Linked DNA regions of Homo sapiens: region 2 is linked to region 1. The links are chromatin contacts, found by Hi-C in ENCODE. All regions are on one chromosome and are shown on one strand. The core of a region is the stretch at or near the end of the contact, and the rest is flanking DNA. Distances in the headings are between cores, read along the strand shown. Region 1 holds the start of ERO1A (endoplasmic reticulum oxidoreductase 1 alpha). Region 2 holds the start of TIMM9 (translocase of inner mitochondrial membrane 9).

Region 1 (5,638 bases), core at 1,488-3,987:
TCCCTCTCATGCTGTTTCTCTGTGTATGTCTGTCTATATGCTTGCCTCTAATTTTCTCTGCATGTCTATTCATCAGTGCCACCTCTCCTCCCTTCTCCCCCGATCCTCATCCCTTCCACTACTGGCCCTATTGTTTCACTTATAGAATTGGAATTGATAGTCTCTGTTCTTAAATAGACAACTTTTTTTTTTTTTTTTTTTTTTTTGCTTAGGCTCCCTCAAATCATGAAATAAGTAGACCATTCTAAATTTCTAAATTTCTGTTAAAACTGTTTTTTTAACTATATGATCCTCAATTTACTTTTTTATTATTATTATTATTTTGAGGCAGACTCTCACTTTGTCACACAGGCTAGAGTGCACTGATGCAATCATGGCTTACTGCAGCCTCGATCACTGAAGCAGTGGGCTGGGAAAGGCAGACCCACCCTTAATCTGGGTAGGCACAATCTAATCACCTGCCAGCATGGCTAGAATATAAGCAGGCAGAAAAACGTGAGAGACTGGCCTAGCCTTCCAGCCTACATCTTTCTCCCATGCTGGATGCTTCCTGCCCTCAAATACCAAACTCCAAGTTCTTCAGTTTCGGAACTCAGACTGGCTCTCCTTGCTCCTCAGCCTGCAGACAGCCTATTGCGGGACCTTGTGATCATGTGAATTAATACTTAATAAACTCCCTTTATATATATATTCCATTGGTTCTATCCCTCTAGAGAACCCGGACTAATACAGACCGGGTCTCCAAGCTGGTCTCGAACTCCTGGGCTCACTCCATCCTGCCACCTCAGTGTCCCAAGTAGCTGAGACCACAGGCGCACACCATCACACCCAGCTTTTTTCTTTTTTTAATTTTTTTTGTAGAGACGGGGGTTTCACTATGTTGCCCGTGCTGGTCTTGAACTCCTGGACTCAAGAGATCCTCCCACCTCAGCCTCCCAAAGTGCTGGGATTACAGGCTGGAGCCACCACACCCAGCCCAATTTACTATTTTTCAAGGTTGAGTCTGAAAAGAAACACAGATAGCCACTCTCGTTCTAAAAGAAAAAGAAAGGGGTTTAACAGAATTTTATGTTAGGGAAGTATTTGAATATGAGGGTATTGTGAAAGAGGAAAAGTTTAATCACTAGTTAGAAGAAAAAGAAAATAAATGCAAAGAATTTAAAGTTCTATTTTAAGCAGAACTCCAAAAAGGTTATTAAGGAAAAAAAAAGTAAAAGTTGAAGAGTTCAACATGTACTTTTATTCCAGTATCCAAATCTCCAGAATGTAGCTGAAAATGTTACATTGGACATCTTCTTTCCGTAAAGAATATTTTATTTTAAAGTCACTTATTTCTATCTTATTTTTTAAATGTTTAATCTCGGTGTTGCGTTATATTTCTAATCAGAAGAAAAATGACCCTTTTCCTTTTAAGTACTTGATTGTGTGTCCTTTGTAATGATTGAAGGTAAAGGACTTTTCAATGTCTCAGTTGTAAAGTAGCAATTTTCTTTCAACTTCCCTTAGTTTCCTAGATAACACTCACCTCAACTCCCAAATCACTCAGCAAAACAACAAAATCCAAGAATGTAAAGTAGTGAAAGAGAAACCTTTCATAATATTTAAATGCATCTTTCCTTTGACATGGTATCATGCCCCTAAACACATAAAATGGTATTTCTGATAATAAATTAATAGCAAAATCCACTTAGGAATAACATGGATGCCTAACCCTTAATTTTGTATAAAACGTAATTTTTATCAACAGAGTCAACCAAAAAGTGGCTTTGACAAGAGTAATCACATTGAAATACTAGATACTGAAGATAATGGAAAACTGTAAGTTTCTCTCAATTTTTTGCTCAAGAAACCACATCTCTTACAGAAGGAAATGATCATAATCCGCTTGTAATTAAACTTGTGCACTGAAGAATAAGGACCTTCCTCCCAATTCGTACCAGCTTAACGGGTGTCACGATAAGAGAATCTCATTACATTCGAGAAAAAGAGCACACAGGACCAGAAACCAGAGGGCAACTGCAGTCCCAAAGACATCAGGTAGTTGGGCTTACACACAGAAAAACCGCAAGCAGCCATTCTTCCGCCTAACATCGAAATCTGAGATCAGCCCACAAACGTCTTAGCCAGAAAGGCTGGCGAAATGCACGCAGCACAGGTACTGGGTACACAAGTTCCTGGTCAAGAGAGAAGTGAGAAAGATCCAGGTTCTGTGAAAATAGCAAATACTGGCAGGGCATTATACACTGTGCACACTCTCCCCGGGCAGATAAGACCAACAAAGATGCATAAACCCACTCAACCGCGTGCACCCAACCCCTCTCCTGGTCCGAGGCACCGGAGGGCGCGGCGACGTCCAGGCTGCCGTGGAGGCCCGGTCCACGCCAAGCCAGACTCAGTCCCGGCCACCGGGCAGCAGCACCGGAGTCTCATTCCCGGTGGGAAGAGATGCAAGGACGCACCCCCAGCCGCTCACCCGCCAGGGCGTGCGGGACAGTGCACGCCGCGGAGGGCGCCGGGACCCTCAGCACCAACGCGCACATCGCTCACCTGGCAGAAGCACCTCTGTGCCGCTGTCTCCGGGGGCTGCTCCTCTCCGTGGCCCGAGCTGAGCAGCCACACGGCGCCCAGGAGGCCAAACAAGAATCCCCAGCCGCGGCCCATTGCAGCTCCGGCAGCTTGTCGCCCCACGCTTGGGAGGCCAGTCCGCACGCTCGGTCGCGGGCCGTGCGCCCTCAGATGAAGCCCGTGCGGGCCGGCCCCAGCGGCGCCCCACCTCCGGGCCGCCTCCCAGGCCCGCCTCGGCCCTCCTGCCTCTCAGCGATCGCCACCTCGCGACCCAGCCTGTGGACGTGCCGCGGCGCCCGCGCCGGCAGCCCGGGGCCTCGGACCGGTTCCTTCCCGCCGCGTGAGGCTGACGCACCGACCAGCTTCCCGGCTCGGCCCCGCCCGGTCCGCTGCGCCCGCGCCCGTCCCCGCCCCCGGCTCCCTGACGCCCCCGGCCTGGAGACGCAACCCGACGCGCACAACCCCAGACCCTGCGCGGGAGTCGGGGGTCCTTCCAGTTCCCAGAGCGAGAGCGAAAGCCGGAGGGGCCTGTGTTTTCCTGCGGGGTTGGGGGGCGGGGGGTGCCCGCCCCGCGCCGCCCCGCCCAGCCCCAGCCCGCTCACTCCCGGCCAATCCTTCCGTATCTCAATGCGAGACAATCAAATCGTACGAATTACGTGTCCACCGTGTTCCCGGCGGAGTCTTAAAGCTGAAAGGGATATTAGAGAGCATCTAGACCAGGGCAGCATATGTCATTTATATTTTTAGTAGCCACAGCAAAAGAGTAAAAATAACAGGTACATTTTATTTTTAAAATATTTTTATTTAACCCCGAATGTGCAAAATATTATTTCAAAATATAACCAACATTAAATTTATTCATAAGATATTTGACTTTTTTTGTCTTTGAAATCCAGTGTGTATTCGATGCGAACTAGACCCATTTCATAGTCAAATGTGGCTGGCTAGTGCCCACTGTATTAGACAGCGAGGGTGGAAGCCACCCGCTCATATCATAGGAAGAAACAGGCCTAGAGAAGTGAGGTAAGGTGAGCAAGGATTGGAGGTCCTCTGATACCCAGTCCTGGTCTTTTAACATTCAGAGTTGGGACTAGTCTATCCGCTTTTTTTTTTTCCAGACAGGGTCTCCCTGGGTCACCCAGGCTGGCCTGCAATGATGCGATCGCAGCTCACTGCAACCTCGAACTCCTGGGCTCAAGCGATCCTCCCACCTAAGCCTCCTGAGTAGCATGAACTACAGGCGTGCGCCACCACGCCTGGCTAATTTTATTTTTAGTAGAAACGAGGTTTCACCATGTTGCCCAGGCTGGTCTCAAACTCCTCAAGAGCGATTCTCCCGCCTCAGCCTCCCAAAGTGCTGGGATTACTTTTTTTTTTTTTTTCGAGGCGGAGTCTCGCTCTGTCGCCCAGGCTGGAGTGCAGTGGCGTCATCTTGGCTTACTGCAATCTCTGCCTCCCAGGTTCAAGAGATTCTCCTGCCTGAGCTTCCCCAGTAGCTGGGATTACAGGCGTAAGCCACCACACACTCGGCTAATTTTTGTATTTTCAGTAGAGAAGGGGTTTTGCCATGTTGGCCAGGCTGGTCTCTAGCTCTGAGCTCAGGTGACCCACCCATCTCAGCCTCCCAAAGTGCTAGAATTGCAGACATGAGCCACCGCACCTGGCCTTACTTTTTGTTTTTTGTTTGTTTGTTTGTTTGTTGTTTTAAGAAGACTTTTTTTTGAGACACTCTCACTTCCTCACCCAGGCTGGAGTGCAGTGGCGCAATCTCGGGTCACTGCAACCTCCGCTTCCCGGGTTTAAGTGATTCTTACGCCTCAGCTACCCGAGTAGCTGGGATTACAGGCCTGCGCCACCATACCCAGCTAACTTTTGTATTTTTAGTAGACATGTGGTTTCACCATGTTGGCCAGGCTGGTCTCGAACTCCTGACCTTAAGTGATCTGCCTGCCTCTGCCTCCCAAAGTGCTGGGATTACAGGTGTGAGCCACTTCACCAAGCCTAAGAAGGTAGTTTCTAGGTGAAACTGGCAGCTTTCCGACATCTTGCATGCACATTAAAAGTTGAAATAGTTCAAATGACTTAAACTCATGTATTTTACTGCAAACCCTAGAGCTCTGCCTATCACTGCCAAGTAGACATGTAGTAAAAGTCAACAACCCATCTGAGATCCTGATGGACCTGAGAAGCTCTAATTCTAGTATCTACAACATGTCACATGTACATATTAATACAATCTCCCTCCTAACCTGAAAGCTTTTTTTTTTTTTTTTCTTTTTCTTTTTTTTTTTTTTTTTGAGATAGATTCTCACTCTGTCGCCAGGCTGGAGTGCAGTGGCGCAATCTTGGCTCACTGCAAATCCAGCTCCTGGGTTCAAGTGATTCTCCTGCCTCAGCCTCCTGAGCAGCTGGGACTACAGGCGCGTGCCACTACGCCCAGCTAAGTTGTTTGCATTTTTAGTAGAGACAGGGTTTCACCATGTTAGCCAGGATGGTCTCAACCTCCTGACCTCGTGATTCGCCTGCCTTGGACTCCCAAAGTGCTGAGATTACAGGCGTGAGCCACCGCACCTGGCCAAAAGCTCTTTTTCATATTCCTATATACAGGCCCCAGTTATCCTTTTTAGGGCCAGACCCAGGTCATGTTCTCCCTGTCTTAAGTCGTCTTCCTGGTTTCCTCCTAACCCAGTTCCAGTCTCTCAATGATTTCAATTCAGTAAACTTACTCTGTGACAAGCTGAGCTTGACATTTGGGATACAAAGATGTATAAGGTCCAGTTCCTACACTTGGAGAGACATCCATGGAACTTAGTATGTACTTTTTAAAAAATATTTAATTGACAAATAATAATTGTGTATATTTATAGGATACAATGGGATGTTTTGATCTATGCATACATTGTAGAAAGATTAAATAAAGCTTATTAACAGATACATTGCCTCACCAACTTTTCATTTTTCATTGATGAGAACATTAAAAAATTATTCTTTTAGCAATTTTGCAATTCTTATTAACTGTGGTCACCATGCAGTGCATTAGATCACTAAAACTTATTCCTGCAGTCTAACTGAA
Region 2 (5,638 bases), core at 1,837-4,336, 5.7 Mb after region 1:
TTGGACTTCAAAATCCAGTATTTTCCCCATTGCACCTATAAAATGACCTATTTAAGACCTATAAAATGTCTTATAAGCTATTATGACACATATCATCTATCTAAAAATATTTTCCAAATAGCCAAATATATGTTATAAGCTAAGTGACTGACCAGGTGCAGTGGCTCAATCCCAGCATTTTGGGAGGCTGAGGTGGGTGGATAGCTTGAGCCCAAAAGTTCTACATCAGCCTGGGCAACATGGCAAAACCCCATCTCTACAAAAAATACAAAAATGAGCCGGCATGGTGGTGTGCACCTGTAGTCCCAGCTACTCAGGAGGCTGAGGCAGGAGGATCACTTGAGCCCAGGAGCTTGAGGCTGCAGTGAGCCATGATCACGCCACTGCTCTCTTGCCTGGGTGACAGAAAGAGACCCTGTCTCAAAGAAAAAACGTATAAGCTAAGTCATAAAACCTAGCATCACAAACATGGGTGCCAACATTAGGTATTTCTTGGTGGGATGCAGTAAGACAGCATCACCTATGTGGTATTCTGGCCAAAGTTTGATATGGCTCTAATCATGAGGGAATAATTAGGAAAATCTACAACATGGAACAATTTGTAAGACAACCTGGCTGGTCTTTTCAAAAGTGTCAGTCATAAAGAAAAGGGGTTGAGAGGGCTGATTTAGAGTGAGAAAATAAGGCCAGGCATGATGGTTCACGCCTGTAATCCCAGCACTTTGGGAGGCTGAGGTGGGCAGATCACGTGCGGTCAGGAGTTCCAGACCAGCCTGGCCAACATGGTGAAACCCCATCTTTACTAAAAACACAAAAATTATCTGGGCAGAGTGGCGGGTGCCTATAATCCCAGCTATTTGGGAGGCTGAGGCAGAAGAATCACTTGAACCCAGGAGGCAGAGGTTGCAGTGAGCTGAGAAAATAAGCCTGGGCAATAAGGCGAGACCTAGTTTCTACAAAAAAGTAAAAAATTAGCCAGCGTGGTGGCAAGTGCTTGTAGTCCTAGCTACTCAGGAGGCTGAGACAGGAGGATTGCCTGAGCTCAGGAGTTGAAGGCTTCAGGGAGCTATGATCATGACAGAGCAAGGCCCTGTCTCTGGAAAAAAAAAAAAAAAGAGGGAAAGGAACTAAAGAGTAATGACAAAGAGCTGTAAGATCCAAATTAAGTTGTCATTTTAATAATTCAGAGTGCCTACACTCAGATCTTAGGTCACTGTTTCTTTCACATAAGTTTCACCTAGAAGGTAAGAGTTAAACTATCTCCAAGGTCTCTGGCGACTCTGACATTGTAGTTCTTTCAGTACACTCATAATATACAATAAATTGTGAACAAACAAGTACCACCTATGAGCCCAATTACGAAGAGAAAATGTAACTAAAATAAAAAATAATGGCCACGTGCGGTGGCTCACGCTTGTAATACTAGCACTTTGGTAGGCCGAGGCGGGTGAATCAAGTCAGGAGTTCGAGACCAACCTGGCCAACATGGTGAAACCCCGTCTCTAATAAAAATACAAAAAAAATTAGCTGGGCGTGGTGGCGGGCGCCTGTAATCCAGCTACTCAGGAGGCCTGAGGCAGAAGAATCGCTTGAACCTGGGAGGCGGAGGTTGCAGTGAGCCAAGATCGCGCCACTGCACTCCAGCCTGTGCCACAGAGTGAGACTTTGTCTCAAAAAACAACACAAAACTCATTAGAGAAACTCAGCAAGTTACAAAAAAATAATAATTAAAAGGGTCTTTAACGCTGAGCCCTTAAAGTCTTTTTTTTTCTTTTTTTTTTAAGACAGTCTTGATCTGTCACTCAGGCTGGAGCACAATGGCGCGATCTCAGCTCACTGCAACCTCCACCTGCCGGGTTCAAGCAATTCTCTTGCCTCAGCCTCCTGAGTAGCTGGGACTACAGGCGCGCGCCACCATGCCCAGTTAATTTTTTGTATTTTCAGTAGAGGCGGGGTTTCACCTTGCTGGCCAGGCTGGTCTCGAACTCCTGATCTCGTGATCCGCCCGCCTTGGCCTCCCAAAGTGCTGGGATTACAGGCGTGAGCCACCGCGCTCAGACTTTAAAGTCCATTTTAAGTCTAGACTTCTATGAAGGTAGACTGCCGAGATGTAAAAGAAATAAAATTAGTTATTTAGCTTTTAGATCGGATTACATTTTCTGCTTTGATTATTCTAAAGCCTCCAGTAAGGCGTAAAGGGAAAGCTCTAAGTAGCGCATCCTGGGAAATGAGCAGATCAGGGAAGGGGTGTTAGACCTGGTATTATGTCTAAAGACGATTTTCATTTAAAGGAGGATCTTCCCCCGGGCAGCTCAAGGTCACATCGTAAATACCTTATAGTCTAATTCAGTGTCCCAAAACAGGACCCCGACTCCCCAGATCCGGGTTGGGGGTGGCTCAGGGCCTAAAGTTCCTACCCTCGCCCAGGTGACACCATCTCCAGGAAGGTCTGCACCCGACCCGGCGAAGCGCTGTCCCGCTTCGCACCCCCCACTGCTCCAGGTACGTGCGGCGGCCTCCTCGGGAGACCCCGCCACTTTCCTGGAGCGTAGCCTGCCACCCCCCGTCCGGGAACCCCGGATTCTCACGGCAGAGAACAGACACCATACTTAAGCACAGGCTCTCGCATCCGACATCAGTACAAGGCTGGGGGTTGTTGGGGGACGGTTGAGCCTTGGGAGGGAGGGTCAGGGTCTGGACAGGAGCCGCGGCCGCCAGATGGGAAAGAACACGTGGGAGCAGTAATGTCAAGTGACACTTAAACCCTTAGACGCCGATTCGTTATAACGCGAGGAAATCTAGAAGAAAAAGCAGGTACCATCAGCGAATTCTAAAATCTCCTAAGGATTAACTTCGGTTATTTTCTGCTTAGACAACGCTTTCTATTCCCGACTTCCTCTCCAATAATGACCCGAATCTGTCGAAACTTCTTGGAAGCCTAATTTACCTAATCCCACGTCCCTAACGGTCTTCGGAAGCGAAGCAGTGTCAACAGTCCCTGGTAAACACAAGTAGTATTACAAGTCGGGAGCTCTTCAAGTCTTGGATGAGACTGTAGAGCGGTCTTGTGCGGCAATGTGCTACCTTAAAATAAATAAATAAATAAACCCCTGTTATGTCCGGAGTTTGTTTCCACCCGGAGAGGAATGGAAGAGCACCAGAGAGCGCTTAGCTTTCTGGTTGGATGTTTTGGGTGAGTTTCTTGGCGCGCATGCGTGTTGTGTCTCAAGGGCGGGTTTGAAGGGAAGTGGGTGTTGACCTGCGGGCAACTGACGCTGTTGTCAGATTACACCCACGACGGTGCGGGTCTCGGGCGTTCTGGAGATACGTAGGGGTGAATTTATGTTTCCGACGATTGCATCTGGAGGGGTGTGTAAGACTCTGTGGCTGAAGAAAGCTATTACGCTTCTTATGTGGGTCATTATTTTAAAAATAGCATTTCGCTTTTATTTGCTTGACTGCCTCTTCTCAACAAATTTTAAGCCCGCCACTACATGTGTTTGGTTTTGCCCTACCAGCTCTGGGGTTGGGGAGTGCACTGTTATGGTTATTGTTGCTCCTGTGGCCATTCTCTTGTCATCCCCACTTTCACATTTTGGCGTGGTGTATTAATAGACTGAGTGGGATTAATGGGTAAATATGACTTTATAGTCAGCTCTAATCCTGGATTCAATATCAGAATTTAGATTTTCAGCTTTGTGGATGTTCGACATTTTAAAAACAGTTATTGCAAAGAGGTGAAAATTTTGTTCTGAAGTCTTAAGGAAACAGAGAAAGTTTTTCCGTCCTTAAGTGTGGGACTTGTTTTGTGACCAACAATATGAAAGGCTCTGAGGTCAGCTTGGAGAAGAAAAAAAAGATTAAGATGCCAGTGAAGAGACTTCGTGAGGTAGTTTCTCAAAATCATGGAGATCATTTGGTTTTGCTGAAAGATGAGTTGCCCTGTGTTCCTCCGGCATTGTCTGCAAATAAACGTCTTCCTGTTGGAACGGGGACTAGTTTGAATGGAACATCACGTGGTATGTGATTCCATGTAGTTTTTCAACCAGTTTTAGTTTAGTAAATCTTTAGTCCTTATTTGTTTAAATTCCCAAACGTAAGATATAAGTCTAGTTTGTACAGATGTTTGAAAACTGACCCTGTTTCCCGGGAAAATGGCCAGGAAGCCTATAAAATGTTTGAATAGATGGAATGAATGAAACTTTAACGTCCCCTGTTGTGCTTTTTTTTTTTTTTTTTGCATTGACTTTTGCATATTTTTTTTTTTATATTTATGGTGGATACACTTAACTTGTATAATGTGCTTTATTTTCCCCCACGTAGTGTTTTTTATAGTTTTCCCCCAAAGTAGTGCTTTTTACCTAATTCACTACTTTCTTTTCATAGTGGGAAAAGCAGGACTTCTGCCAATTGATGGCTTCTATATTCCAATTCACTTAATCTGTCTAGAGCTCAGTGAAAATAAGGATAACATATGCTTTACCCACTTCGCTGCTAATTGTGAGGATTAAATTAATGAATATGTGAGCAAAAACAGCAAAACGCTTTTGTAATGCTGTTCTTTGGGGGATACAGCGGTGACACTCAAATAGTACTGCTGTTAAATTAGACCTTTACATCGTATACATATTTCTACCCATAGTTTGTCCACATCCAATAGTGTATGGTTATATTTTAAAATGTTTCGTGCTTAATCTCACTTTATTGTCAGTACCGAACCTTATTTTCCCAAATATCAACTGTAAAAACTTTCATTCAGATATGTTTAAATACATTTTCTTAACTTTTTTTGCATGCAAATTGTCTTTCCAACTTCTGCGTTATATGGAGTTTATAGATCTTGAATCATGCATATACAGTTTCTAAAGCTAAGGATCTGATTTTAAAATCACTAAAATCTATTCCTTTGTTTTGTTAGGTTCATCAGACTTAACTTCTGCTAGAAATTGTTACCAGCCTCTATTAGAAAATCCCATGGTGTCAGAAAGTGTAAGCAAAAGGATTCTTAATTATGCTCACGTTAAAATTTTCAGTATTGTCAAATAATGCATTCTTAAATTATGTTTGATTAGCAGCATGCCTTGTTTTTATTTAAATATCACTTACCAAAACAAATGTTTTATATACTACAATTGTGACTTTGAATGGTGTTTGAGACATTAAACAAAAGGCCTTCCCTAGAATCAAAAATACCTATTAGTAAGATAATGGCCGCTGAAAGAGATAGGATAACTGAAAAGAAACTCTCTTACTATTCAGGGAAAAGGTGTTCTTGCCCAGAGACTTAACATGTTCTTAGGTAAAAGAAAAGGAACAACTAACAGTACAATTTTTCTTTAATGTGAGGTGTGCTTGCATGTCATTCTAACACTTGTGAGAATGGTTTTGGTTTTCTTAGAAGGGAGGTTCTTTAAGAATAACATGAAATTATCATCTTAACTTTATAATGCCGAAAGTATTTGATAAATACAATGTTTTGGTTATGAGATCTAATCAGACTTTGACGGCTAATCATAGTGTTGACCTATGTATTGTCAGTTTAATAAGTCTGTATAATGAGAGTTTCACAATATGCTATTTTGAAAATTGAAGCTGGCAAACTAATAATTCAATTGAGACTATATGACAATTTTGTCAA

What was found. Hi-C counts contacts between places; a loop is a spot of excess contacts on that map. Pooled maps may share reads with other maps.
Region 2: a loop to region 1 is called in a pooled map, with 6 times the contacts of the local background. The contact joins the promoter of TIMM9 here to the promoter of ERO1A in region 1. A Hi-C loop is called at or near these places in 9 of 50 pooled maps.

What each region holds. Positions count from the first base shown.
Region 1 is chr14:52,692,821-52,698,458 of GRCh38, forward strand. It overlaps ERO1A (endoplasmic reticulum oxidoreductase 1 alpha), which reads right to left and starts at 2,738. Exons shown (of 16, transcript NM_014584.3): 1 at 2,548-2,738. The coding sequence starts at 2,661. RefSeq lists enhancers at 2,263-2,764, 2,370-2,419 and a silencer at 2,670-3,209.
Region 2 is chr14:58,424,445-58,430,082 of GRCh38, forward strand. TIMM9 (translocase of inner mitochondrial membrane 9) reads right to left here and starts at 3,087. Exons shown (of 6, transcript NM_012460.4): 1 at 2,948-3,087; 2 at 2,610-2,798. KIAA0586 reads left to right here and starts at 3,275. Exons shown (of 31, transcript NM_001329943.3): 1 at 3,275-4,019; 2 at 4,919-4,989. The coding sequence starts at 3,821. RefSeq lists enhancers at 1,279-2,222, 3,237-3,286, 3,357-3,546.